Linked DNA regions of Mus musculus: region 1 is linked to region 2. The links are chromatin loops, found by intact Hi-C in ENCODE. Cell type or tissue: left cerebral cortex. All regions are shown on one strand. Links, peaks and the distances in the headings refer to the core of each region. The heading gives the core; the rest is flanking DNA.

The links. Hi-C counts contacts between places; a loop is a spot of excess contacts. Peaks named below come from ENCODE experiments on the same cell type or tissue, not always from the same donor. Only the 100,000 strongest peaks of a DNase experiment are listed, where the experiment ranks them.
Region 1: it touches region 2 in a loop (2.9-fold over the local background); 5 of 42 quality-filtered maps call a loop at or near these places.

What each region holds. Positions count from the first base shown.
Region 1 is chr7:95,079,091-95,085,314 of GRCm38, reverse strand. All of the region lies in intron 4 of Gm32647 (a long non-coding RNA gene), which reads right to left. Among named protein-coding and RNA genes, the nearest start is that of Gm25684, 360 kb to the left of the region's middle. In left cerebral cortex, for the core only: no CTCF peak of the experiment used is centred there; a DNase peak (open chromatin) is centred at 2,863.
Region 2 is chr7:94,599,291-94,605,514 of GRCm38, reverse strand. The region is part of intron 2 of Gm32647 (a long non-coding RNA gene); the gene reads right to left. It also overlaps the pseudogene Gm19761. Among named protein-coding and RNA genes, the nearest start is that of Gm32647, 560 kb to the right of the region's middle. In left cerebral cortex, for the core only: a CTCF peak has its summit at 2,820 (motif pointing left); no DNase peak of the experiment used is centred there.

The DNA.
Region 1 (6,224 bases), core at 1,554-4,053, 480 kb before region 2:
CTGGGCAATTCATGTTCACTCAGCTGCCAATTCAGGAAAATGAGGCCAATCTTCAAACCTAGTGTCACAAACCAATAAAAGTAATTCTTTACTTTATAGAATAATTTTGAAAACAAACCATAAAAAGAACAAAAATATTCAAAATTCTGTGACTCAGAAATGAATCATTAAAGTCAATGCTACATTTATCCCAAGTATGTGTGTACATGTGTACACAAATGCCTAGATGAAGAATATGATATATATATAAACATATGTATAAACATATATGTATATGTATGTATGTATATATATATATATATATATATATATATATATATATATATATATATATATATATATATATGTTTTGCTATTTAAACTTTTTTTAAAATCCATTGAAGTCAACACATTTCATGTAGGTTGCATTGTCACAGCAATTAGGAAAATGCCCTAAGCATAATGAATGTGAAGCCTGCCTTGACCAATCGCAGTCCACAGTGATCTGGTCAAGTTGCATTTTTACCAACTTTAGGATGTATCTTGTTGGTACACCATTGTATCCAATGTATGGCCATAAATCTTTCCCCTTTAATAACTCAGAGCTATGCACAATTTCTGTCTCATTTGTAAATGTAGAACATCCAGGAAACTAGTGGCACACCATTCGTTTTGGTGCAGTTAAGAGAGGCTCTTGGCTATTTGTCAGAATTGAAGTTTATTACCTAGCAAGCAAGCAAGCAGGCAGCCCTGGTCACTTGCCACTCCACAGTCCTTATTCAGAGAAGCCCTACAAACAAGAGAAAGTAATTGATTGGGGCAATTATCTAGCCAGCCTTCACACCTGCTCCCTCCTAGCAGCCAACCAACCACCTAAACAATAAACAAATAGAAGCAGACCCATTATTCTCTTGAAAATAAAAACCACTGTTTCATAAGCATTGTCATAATGGTCCCGAAACCAATTTTACTTGAATGAGATGGATAATTTCACACAGAGGAAAGCAGAAAGAATTGCTTTTGCGTCAAGTATCTGGTTACTTAAAACAAAACATGTTCTTTTGATGCCTGTGTAGGCTTTCCTTTTCCTGGTGTGAAGTGAGGCAAAATTGACTTAAATTTCCAATTAACTTCCATTAGCCTCATGTTCAAAGAAGAAAAAAATTCATCTGGTTTCCCAAGTAAAGGCATTAAACTATCCCACTTTTTCTTTTCTCTTTCTTTCTTTTATTCACAGTCCACCGTTAAACACAATCCAATATCTATGGAGTTTCTGTTTGATCAATAATTTAGTAATTTAAAAGGCACTTTCATATGTATTGATGATAAGTAGTTGAGAATTTTTTTCCAATTTTTTTTCTTGGCCCTTTTCTGTATTCTCCTATAATAGGTAAAGATTTGATATTTTTAAAAATAATATTCAAATAACATTAATAGGTATGAGTAAGCACATAGAGTTTTCTGTGACTTTAATAGTTGTATTTATGTCAGAGATTACTTTTTGGACAGGAATCAGTGCATAGATTCCTACAACCCTATCTTAATGTGAGACTGGCTCATTTCAGTGTTCTTTAATGAAGCCCTTAGCAAAACCTAAATTTCTTTTTGTGTTTGTAGTCTGAATAGTTACTTAACTACATTGTCTTTCAAAGATTCTAGATGGGAGAGGGACATAATGAACAACAGTTTCCAAACAAAACAATTGGAAATGAATTCCACTCATGTATTTCCCTTTAAAACATTCACTCATTTACAGTTTTCAGGGACATATCATATGCATCATTGTTTGCAGACTTAGAGGTACAAAAAGCAAGGAAGATACTTTCCAACCTCTTCAAACTTGTAGTTTGATGCTGATGCCTGAAATAATGAATGAAAGGTTGGATGTGTGATTAAATATATGAAAGGTTTTCCCAAATTACCAAGTATTGGGTAAGGGTGAGGGTGTATTTCAACATGATCATGAGTAATGTCGAAGGTTACCAGCTAAGGAACAAAGAGTTAATAAGCCCATGGCATATTTCTCAATTTTATTCACATACTAGACCTGCCATAAAGGAGATTGGTGGTTTGGGCAATATATTTGTATTGTGTGACAAATGCCCAAGAAGAGGAACTCCTGAGATGAACAACTAATAGAAAAGGTTAACTTTGGCTCATGGTTTCAGGAGTGTCAATTCACCATGATGGAAACAAGAGACAGATAACAGGAACTCATAGGATATTGGCAGAAAACAGAGAATGCCTTCTAACTAGCTTCCTTCTTTCTCCTTTTATTGGGTGTTACCAGCTTGTAGGATGTTGCTATTTACATCTACATCACAGTGTATACAATGTGTGCTGATAATCCCTAGTGCTTTTCCTGCTCAACCCAACTGAGTAAACATAACTTAAATAGAAAGGGTGACATGTGACAGGATTTCCCCTGTCCAATCACATTAAAATATTAGTGCAGGAGGAGGTCTGTGATTGGACAGGGAAAGGGGAAGCAGAGCTATGAGTTGCAGAGATTGCCTTGGGAGAGAAAAAAGCCAAGATGGAGGCAGACAGGAAGAAGAACCTGAATGAGCATGGCTTTAAATAGCCACAGGTAGTTATGATATCATAATGGTTAGAATAATTGGTATAATTTGTCTAATCTAGGTGGGCAGCTTTTATCATTATCAATTGATTATGAAATTATTGTATTAGCATCTTGTGAATTGAGAATTTACTGATACATAAATATGTTTGGTTAATTATAAGTTTCTACAGTTTTCTTTCTACTGGGTTACTGGATGTTGTGGTGGCTGGACAGTTGTTGCTGGCATGGCAACAAAAGGAACTCAGGAGCTCAGGCCCTGCCAGAGAGTTGGCAGGCAGAGAGTAGCCCAGTGGGATGTGCCAGGGCAGAAAGTAGCTGGATGGAGCACAGGAATTTGGCAGTTCTACTTGGTTACTGGAATGTGGGACCTAGACTCAAGCCACTCCCAGTTTACCCACTTGACATTCTGCTTGTTGTTAAAGATATCATCCCTCAGGTTCCTGCTCCAGCCACTATGCCTGCCCTTTGCTGCAAGATCTCCCCCACAATGATAGGCTCCTTGAGAACTGTAAACCAAAATGAATTCTATCGTCTAGAAGTTGCCCTGGTCATGTTGTTTACTACAGCAATAGAAAAGTAAATAATACACAGTGTCACTTTAGGCTATGTAGTGATTTTTTTTTTTAATTTACCGAAACACCATCATACAAACTCTGTGATGTCTACAGTACTTTTTTGCCTTTCTTAGCAAGGACAAGGTCCAAATCTGTATTCACTCTTGGCAGCATTTGTTCTCTTCTGGGTTTTGACATTTGTAATCCTGATAGTTATGAAAGAGTAAATTCATAAGATTTGATTAGCATTTTCCTATTTGAGTTTGTATTGTTCATTTCTGGGTTTAAAAAACAAAACAAAACAAAAACAAAAAAAAAGCAATAACAAAACATTCTGCTCTTGACAAAGACCAAAAGGTACATTGGACTTCTCAGTGAAATTGGTGGAATACATGTTTAACTGTAAATAAATGAATTTGTTTCATCTCTAGCTTAGTGTGAAAGAAAGTGAAGAAAGTAAGTAACATCTGTCTTTCTAACACAGATAAAATGAACCTAGACAGATCTTCTGTGGGTCTGAGCAATCATGTACAGAAAGCCTTCACTTCATAATCTGCTCACTTTTGCTGGTGATGTATCAGATTTCAGTCTCCAAATTTTGTCCAATGATAATCCTCATTACTTATATTATTGTGTTTATATACTTCACGATTAAAGATAATAGATACATAGTGGTACAGTTTTGTGGCAAATGGATGGAACTAGAAAATATCCTGAGTGTGGTAACCCAGACCCCAAAGGACATGCATGGTATGTACTCACTGGTAAGTGGAAGCTAAACAAGAAGGAAGGCTCAAGCAAGGATACTTAAAACTCACCTAAAGGGGGTGGGGATAAAACAGTCATATGAATCAGATGGAGTGAGGGAACAGGGTGGGAGAGAGGATGGGGAAGGTTATGAGGGTAGAAAGGAACAGGTGTGGGGAGAGACAGGAGAAAGGTCCAATTGGCAGTCAAACAAATGGAAATCTTCAGCTGTCAGAGGGTGAGGTGGTGGTGGGCATCTTGAGGACTTCCCAGAGACTGGAATGATTGAAGTTCCTAGGTGTCAGTGTGGGTGACCTTGGCTGAGACATGTAGCAGTGGGAATATAGAACCTGAAAAGGCCACCTCCTATAGCCAGGCAGGGCCCCCAGTTTAAGGGTAAGAACACCAACTCACCCACAAAACTTTCTATCCAAAATTTGTCTTGCCTATAAGAAATTCAGGTACAAAGATGGAGCTGATACTGAGGGAATGGCCAACTAATAACCAGCCCAAATTGAGGCCAGTCTAATAGGCAATCACCAATCCCTGACACTACTAATGATATTCCATTATGCTTGCAGACAGGAACCTAGCATAAGTGTTGTCTGAGAGGTTCCACCTAGTAGCTGACTGAAATAGATGCAGAAACACACAGCTAAACATTGAAAGGAACTCAAGAACTCTTATTGAAGACCTGAGGGAGGATTGAGAACTTCAAAGGCAATAGGAACTCCACAGGAAGACCAACAGAGAGAGACAACTAACTTGAACCATCAGGGGTTCTCAGAGACTGAACCACTAACTAAAGAGCATACAGAGGCTGGACTCTCCCCAAGGGACATATGTAGCATATGTGCAGCTTAGTCTTCATGTGCTCCCCAGCAACTGGAACAGGAGCTGTCCCTAAAGCTGTTGCCTGTCTGTGGAATCTGTTCCCCAACTGAGCTGACTTTTCTGCCCTTATTAAAAAAAATAAACCTGCAGACAATTGATGTTGGGGGAACCTGGTGGGATTCCCACTCTCTCAAAGGAGAAGAGGTTGAGGGATGGAGGAGGAACTTTGTGAGGGAGGATTAGAAGGGGACAAGTGATTGGGATGTAAAATGAGAAAATATATAAATAAATGGAAAGAAATCTAGAGGATATTATGCTGAGGAAAATAAAATAACCCTTTCCATTAAAAAAGCTGTAAGACCACACTTCCATGTGTAATGTAAATAATTTTTCTTTCAATAACAAAAACAATCAAACAAATGACCATGGAAATCAAGGTAGATTTTAAAAAGTGGTTACCAATGATGGAGGTGGAATGAATGGCAAGATGTAGGTCTAAGGCTACAATAAAGAAAATGATTCTTACAATGAGCAGTTCTAGATTTCTAATGTAAAATGTGAGGACTATAGGAAGTGAAACAATATGGAGGGTAAGTCATATTTAAACTATTACACACAGAGAGATGGAATGGATTTAGCTATGTATGCTGATGAAGGGCTATGTTACCTTATGCAGGGTCTTAAAGTTTGTCAAATTGATGCATGCTAGGCATATCTGGGAAGAGGAAATCTCAATTAAATCAGATTGGTCTGTAGGTATGTACATTGGGGCATTTTATTGATTGTTCAGTGATATAGGATGATCCACTATATTGTGAGTGGTTCCATTTATAGTCAGGTATGGGGACCTACTTAACAAAGTAACTAAACATGAGTCTTGGATCAATACAATGAGAAGCTCTACTCTGTGGTCTCTGTTTCAATTTCAGCCTTCAAGTTCCTACCTTGAATACCTGTCTTGACTTCTCTCAATGATAGACTATAAACTGTATGACAAAATAAATATTTTCTTCCTTAAGATATTTTTGTAGTAATTGTCACAGAAATAGAATGCAAACTACAATACAAAGTCACCAGTTCAAAACTACCATTATATATCTCATAATAAATTATACAATTTATATCTACATGGTAAAATTACTATCTAAAATACAAATATATTTTCATAGCTCTTCTTTATTATTATCTTCTATGTACAAGTAGTGCTAGAGATAGAACCCACAACCTTAAGCAAGACAATCAAGTACACTATTAGTGAGCTGCAATCCAGTCTCAGAGGTGAATGTGTTAATCATGAGAGAGCAAAGGTGTAATTATATTTCTCATTGATACACCATAAAATAAACTATTGATTAATACTATGACTTGAAACAATCTTCAGGATATTTCTCGTACATGCTTCCCTTTATAGAGCAATGTGAAATCAGACTTACAGAAACAGAGAAAAGGTGGTAGCTTACTGTTGTTGGTGTATGGGAGGCTAAAGTGTCAACATGAGGTTCTTTGATGATGGGACTGATTCTCAA
Region 2 (6,224 bases), core at 1,695-4,194:
CTCTAGCTTAAAAAAGAACTTTTATAGTGTTGTATTTTTTAATATGGCACTCAATATTTTTGTGTAACAGGTTCCAATTAAATAATGCATGTGCTAGAAAATTACCTATCACATACTTCACATTTATTTTCATATTTACACAAATAATAATATCTTATAGTTTTATTAATCTCATTTGTAGCTATAGCTATAGTTCATGGTATATATTAACTATGTGTATATTTTTGTTTTTTTAAATCCTCTTAGATTTGTTAGGTTCCTTATTATTATTTTTAAGAGAACCATATTTTACTTTTATTTGCTCAAATGTAGTTATAGAATATACTTATTTTAAACTCGAGTAACCCTTTCCTTATGGGCTTCTTTTGCCTCTTAACTTCTGAGGTGAATTTTACATTACTAATTTTAACAGTTCTCAAAAATTGAAACAATTTCAAACTAACAAAAGTTACCAGTATGATTATGAACTGTGATTTTTGTCAATTTATAAACGGATCATACCTGAATAAGTTAATCAAGGTGAAGAATTATGTACTTCTAGACTTACCTACTCAACCATGAATATCATCTTAGTCAGTCTGCTCTCCCACCACACCTACCTGGGGAATTCACAGAGCAGGGATGGGTATAGTAACTGCAGCTGCAGAGTGAATGCTAACAGGGATAAACAGCAGTGTTGCCTTAGAACTCAACCTTCCATATACTGTCTGAAATAGTCTATATACCTTCATGCCTTCTGAAAGACTTACCCAGAGATGCTGAAAAATGCTGCTTTCCAATTGGATCCCTCTCAAACAGGGGAGTAGAGGTAGTTTAGAGTTGAAGTTGAGAAAAATGCAGGACAGAGGTGGACCATCTTGCTTTCTTTCATTCTGCACACAATATGGCTGTGACTTACTGGGGATTCTAGAAAACGTGTTTGGTTATTTTACATCCATTTCTAAAGAAGCTTAGGCGCATGCTTTATGCTAAGCAGTCCAACAGATCACAGAGTGGTAGTAAGGGACAGTGAATCCTTAGGTCACACTGTGTCCTGAAAATGGATTTACTCAGCAATGCTGTACATTGACAGCAGGGTGCAAGAGGAGGTTAGAATGAGAAATGGGGGATTACCAAAAAGTGGAACCATGAGGGAACTATATACATGCATCCACAATCCTGTTGACAGGATCCACCATAGATGGGTGGTTTTACAGACTCCAGTAACAACAATTAGTTAAAGCAGTAATTACAACTTATAAGTCACTGCTTGTTGCTCAACTCCAATGATGCCAATCACTCTATCTCTATTCCTTTGTCTTTTGACACCATCCTGTTAATTGGAAAAGAAAAAAAAATGACCATATCGTTGTTATTATCTTAGTCTGATATATTTTCTCAGTGTGTCCAATAGAAAGGGTTTCCACTTTATCTAAATAACAAACCATCTAGTACATTGTATGTGTTCAGCCTGCATCCATGGAAGCAGAGGCTGTGACCCACAGCTTCATCATTTGTTAAATAACAATGATTTAAATTGGGGTTAGGTGAGTGATAACCACTGACTAAAAAGAAAGCATGTTATTACTCCCCATTTCAGAGCAGTTTACAGTAGAATCTTTCAAAAATAATATCACTTCTGACCAAGAACAGGATTGCTGAGGTACACAAAAGAAATGATAGCATGTAATTACATCAAGTGGGCAAGAATAAATGTAGAAGTAGTAATTTTATTAAAATGTCTATTAGATGCAATCATTACTCAAATGTCAGCCTGGGGATAGCAGCTGTGCTAGAGGGAGAAAACCCAGAGCATAGGAAGATATGCAGTACTTGAATTCCGGATAGAAATACCTATTATTTGAGTTATACAATAGCTCATGATAGAAAGAATGCTAGGTATGGGCTGCGACCTCAACCCAGATCAGATGGGAAGCTTCTTGGTTTCTAATTATACTCTCAGGACTCTAATGTTCTCATCTAAATAGAATAAATAGTTTAGAGGGATAGTAAAAAGAACTTTAGTGTTAGTAAAGAACATTATAGATGGCTTAACAGACACAAATCTTTCTAGATCAAGAAAAAATAGCAAGGATGGGTTCATTGGTTGTAATTATTTAATTGAGAGCTATGAATGAAGCAATGTGGAAAAGAGTCAAACTGGATAGAACATAATGATTAGTACCAGTATAAATCCCATTATTGGCTTAGCCACAAATATGTTTGATTCCCATTCTATGTCTGTGCAATGTTTTGAGAAATGGAAGAAAAGATAGGAGGGATTTCAGCATAAATGTTTCAGGGTCCGAGCTTTGTGTACTCTGAGTGAGCCCTATGCTTTCAATATTCTAAAACTTGTGTCTTTACTGTGTGGAAGTTTCTTCTGTGGCAGCATGCATTCCTTGTAATTTAGTGGCAAATGCCCTTATGCATCTTTCTACATTTGAACACCTTTCTTCACTTCCCATAAAGTTGATATATCTTGTTTAAGGCATGCTACTTGTGCTGAAATCATTCTGTTATCAATCTTTATCATTCATACTTTATTGCAAATATATGGTGACTGCGTGCCTAACACGGAAATTTCTCATGGAAATGATTCTTAAAAAATCTCAATCTGTCATGTTGATGTCAAGAGAACAGTTGGTTGACTAAATTTTGACTATTCATCCAGATGTTAATATTAATCAGCCATGGCTGTGTGGATGTACATCCATGTGCCACTTACTGACTTTATATACTTAGACACTTTGTTTGAATATACACAAATCTCTCTGATTGTTATCTACAGGTTAAATTAAAATCACTACTAATAGTGCCATCTTGTGTCTGAAATTAAAAATCAAGAGACTAGGCAGAGGATAGAATTTTTAAATTGTTTTATTAATTAAATTTGTTCTTAGATAACTTTACACGTGTACTCAGTGGATCTTGACAGATTTTTACCTCCTACCCTCTTCTATTTCCTTACCATCCCAGTCCTCAGTTTAAGATGAAAAATAAAATTTAAAAAATCCCTACAAACTTTTCTTTCAAAATCAAGCATGTGGTGGCTGATATCTGAGGCACCACTGAGGAAAGACTATTTGCTAGGCTTTTCCTGAAATGGACAGCTGGATTCCTTATGACTTCTCAGTGATTTTTCTGTGTGCCTATGAAAATCTTCCAGCATGGATGGATTCCTCCACATGAGAGAGAGTACCACCCAGACTACAATTATTTGACCCAATTTCTGCCCTTAATTGTCACACTGAAGATGCTTCTTGGTGCTCAGTTGGCTTAACAATTGAGGAGAAAAGGCCTCCCAGCTAGGCATCTTCATCTCCAAGGTGATTCCAAATTTTGATGCAAAGAGGATCTCAAGAAGGGGACCAAGTTCTCCCTGTGAATGATAAGGATTTCCAAGTAATCAAAGCCAGCAAAGCTGTTGAAATCTAGAAGACAGCACAAGAAATCAACATTTAGATGTGCGTCTTTCCCTACAATTATCATCTATAAAAAGTTTGGACTCTACAGTAAAGACTTGCAGTCCATTGCCCTCCATGTGGAACCTTCCAGGGCAAGCTGACTAGAGCTCCAAAAAGCTTGGGAAAAAGTCAGGGAATTCTATTCTCCACACCCTCCAGGCTTGTGAATGGGTAGGATGGGGAGACAGTTTATCAGCTGTATTATATATAAACTGCACTGTACTGGGAGTAACCTTGTTTGCTAAGTGAGTTTCATTCTGAAAAAGGAGGAAGAAAATGAGTTCTAGATGTTTGCATACTGTAGGAGAAGGAACCGGCATTTATTAGCTACATTAGATTGGCCATTTATTCAGCTTATTATTTTATTCATAGAAGTCAGTAGAAAAAAAAAATAACCTAGGGTACCTTCCATCTGATTCACCTGGCCATGCCATCTAGTCCTTATACATATACCTTGGAGTTCCATACACTTGGAAGACTCCATGAAGACATAGGTTTTGCCCCTTTTTCCTCATCCCTGCCACTCCCCAAGTAAAAACAAAATACAAATTAAAAAATGAAGCATGTGAGGGTTTAGGAAGGTTATGATTAATTAATTAATTAATTAATTGTTCATTTGTTTATTTGATGCAACTGAGTCTAGTGGGTATTTCTGCTGATGCTAAAATGTAAAATTTATTTCTTTTGACTTGATTCTTTTTAAAAAATTACTAACAAACACAGAAGTGGATGCTCATAGTCAACTATTGGATGGATCACAGGGCCCCCAATGGACGAGCTAGAGAAAGTATCCAAAGAGCTAAAGAGATCTGCAACCCTGTAGGTGCAACATTATGAACTAACCAGTACCCAGGAGCTCTTGACTCTAGCTGCATATGTATCAAAAGATGCCCTTGTCGGCCATCACTGAAAAGAGAGGCCCACTGGACAGGTAAACTTTATATGCCCCAGTACAGGGGAATGCCAGGGCCAAAAAATGGGAATGGGTGGGTAGGGGAGGGGGGGAGGGTGTGGAAGGCTTTTGGGATAGCACTGGAAATGTAATTGAGGAAAATACGTAATAAAAAAAATGAGAGGAAAAAAATTACATTCTCTAGAGAGTTTACTTCTGATGATAAAAGCAATATAATCAGCTTTGGTTTTTTTTCTTAAAGCAAAATATGAATATAGTGTAGCTTTTATTATTTACTTTATTATGACAGTTAAGTATACAATGGTATATTTAAAGACCTCAAAACACACCTAGCTAATGAAAATTTGCACAAACATTGTAGGTTTCTACTATTAATAAGTATCAGAGACAATTAAATTAAATGATGCATTTAAAATTTTAATAGTGGCTTAATGTAAGAGAAGTGACTCAAAATATCTTCCCCCAAATGTTTAAATTCATGGTACATTCAAGAGATAAATCCACATTTGTTTTCAGAATTGCTCATCCCGTAATTCTCAATACTGAATGGAGCTCTAACACTGAGCTACCTTCTCAGCCCTGGAAAATACATTTTATTATCTCTAATCTGAGAATCCATAATTATAATCTGCTCAACATTTAAAATTCTGGATAACATACAAATATGCAAACAATACTTAAGTGAGTCGTGTTTTTCTGGTGGTGGGGTAATGCCAAACCTCTAAAGGGGTGAAAAGGGGTAGTAGCAAAGAGGATGGATCCTGGCAACCTTGCAGATGCTCTTTCCCTGTGCTTTAACTTAGGAAAGATTGCTGTGCAGCCTCTCCATTGAATATGCTATATTAGCATTGCTTCCAATTTCTACCATGCCCCTCTCCTTTGCTGGCCCTTCCTGTAATCTTCTGTTTACAGAATAAAACCTTTGCTCACTATGTACACTTTTAGATTTCAGAATGAAGGCATTAATCTCATTCAAAGTTTCATTGTTGTTACTAGAAACTTGTAATTTTTCTTTTAATTAGAGAGTACTTTTTGTTTTGTTTTGTTTTATTTTGTTGTTGTAGTTTTTGGTTCTGTTTTTTTTCTTTTGTTTTGGTTTTTGTTTTTTTTTTTGTTTCGTTTTTTTTTTGTTTTTTGTTGTTGTTGTTGTTGTTGTTTGAGACAGGGTTTCACTGTGTAGCTCTGGCTGTCCTGGAACTCACTCTGTAGACCCAGATACCCTCGAACTCAGAAATCTGCTTGCCTTTGCCTTCTTTCCAGTTACTATTGCTAAACAGAATCAAGTGAAGAAAATAGAACTTTTCCCTGAAGTTTTAAGATATGGAGGTATTTAAGACACTTAGGTATTGGATAGAAAAATATCCCTCTGCAGTAAAAGAATACCAGAAACTAGGAACCTCTCTTCTAGTTAATTCTGTTGTACAAATGTTGGCATACAGCCTGCCTCTCAATCAGAAGGGAAGTCTTAAAGAAAAGTCAAGCAACATCCCAGTGTGAGATTTCAAATTTGTAACCCTAGATCTCAAGACTGTGGAGTTGAATCCAGGAAGGTTGGGTGTTCAAGAGAAGTCTGAGATCAATAAACAGACCTCACCAAAAGAGAGAGAGAGACAGAGGAGAGAGAGATAGAGAGAGAGAGAGAGAGAGACAGAGAGACAGAGAGACAGAGAGACAGAGAGACAGAGAGAGAGAGGAGAGAGAGAGAGAAATATGATAACACAGTAAATGTGGACAAGAGGACAGAAGATAACAGAGAAGAATATCTTGGCCCTTTGCAAGATTTTCTGGATGCCAAGAAGAGAAAATATTGAAATATTGAATTCATAGAAAAGAAGTGAAATAATAACCACATTAAAAGACAAAGG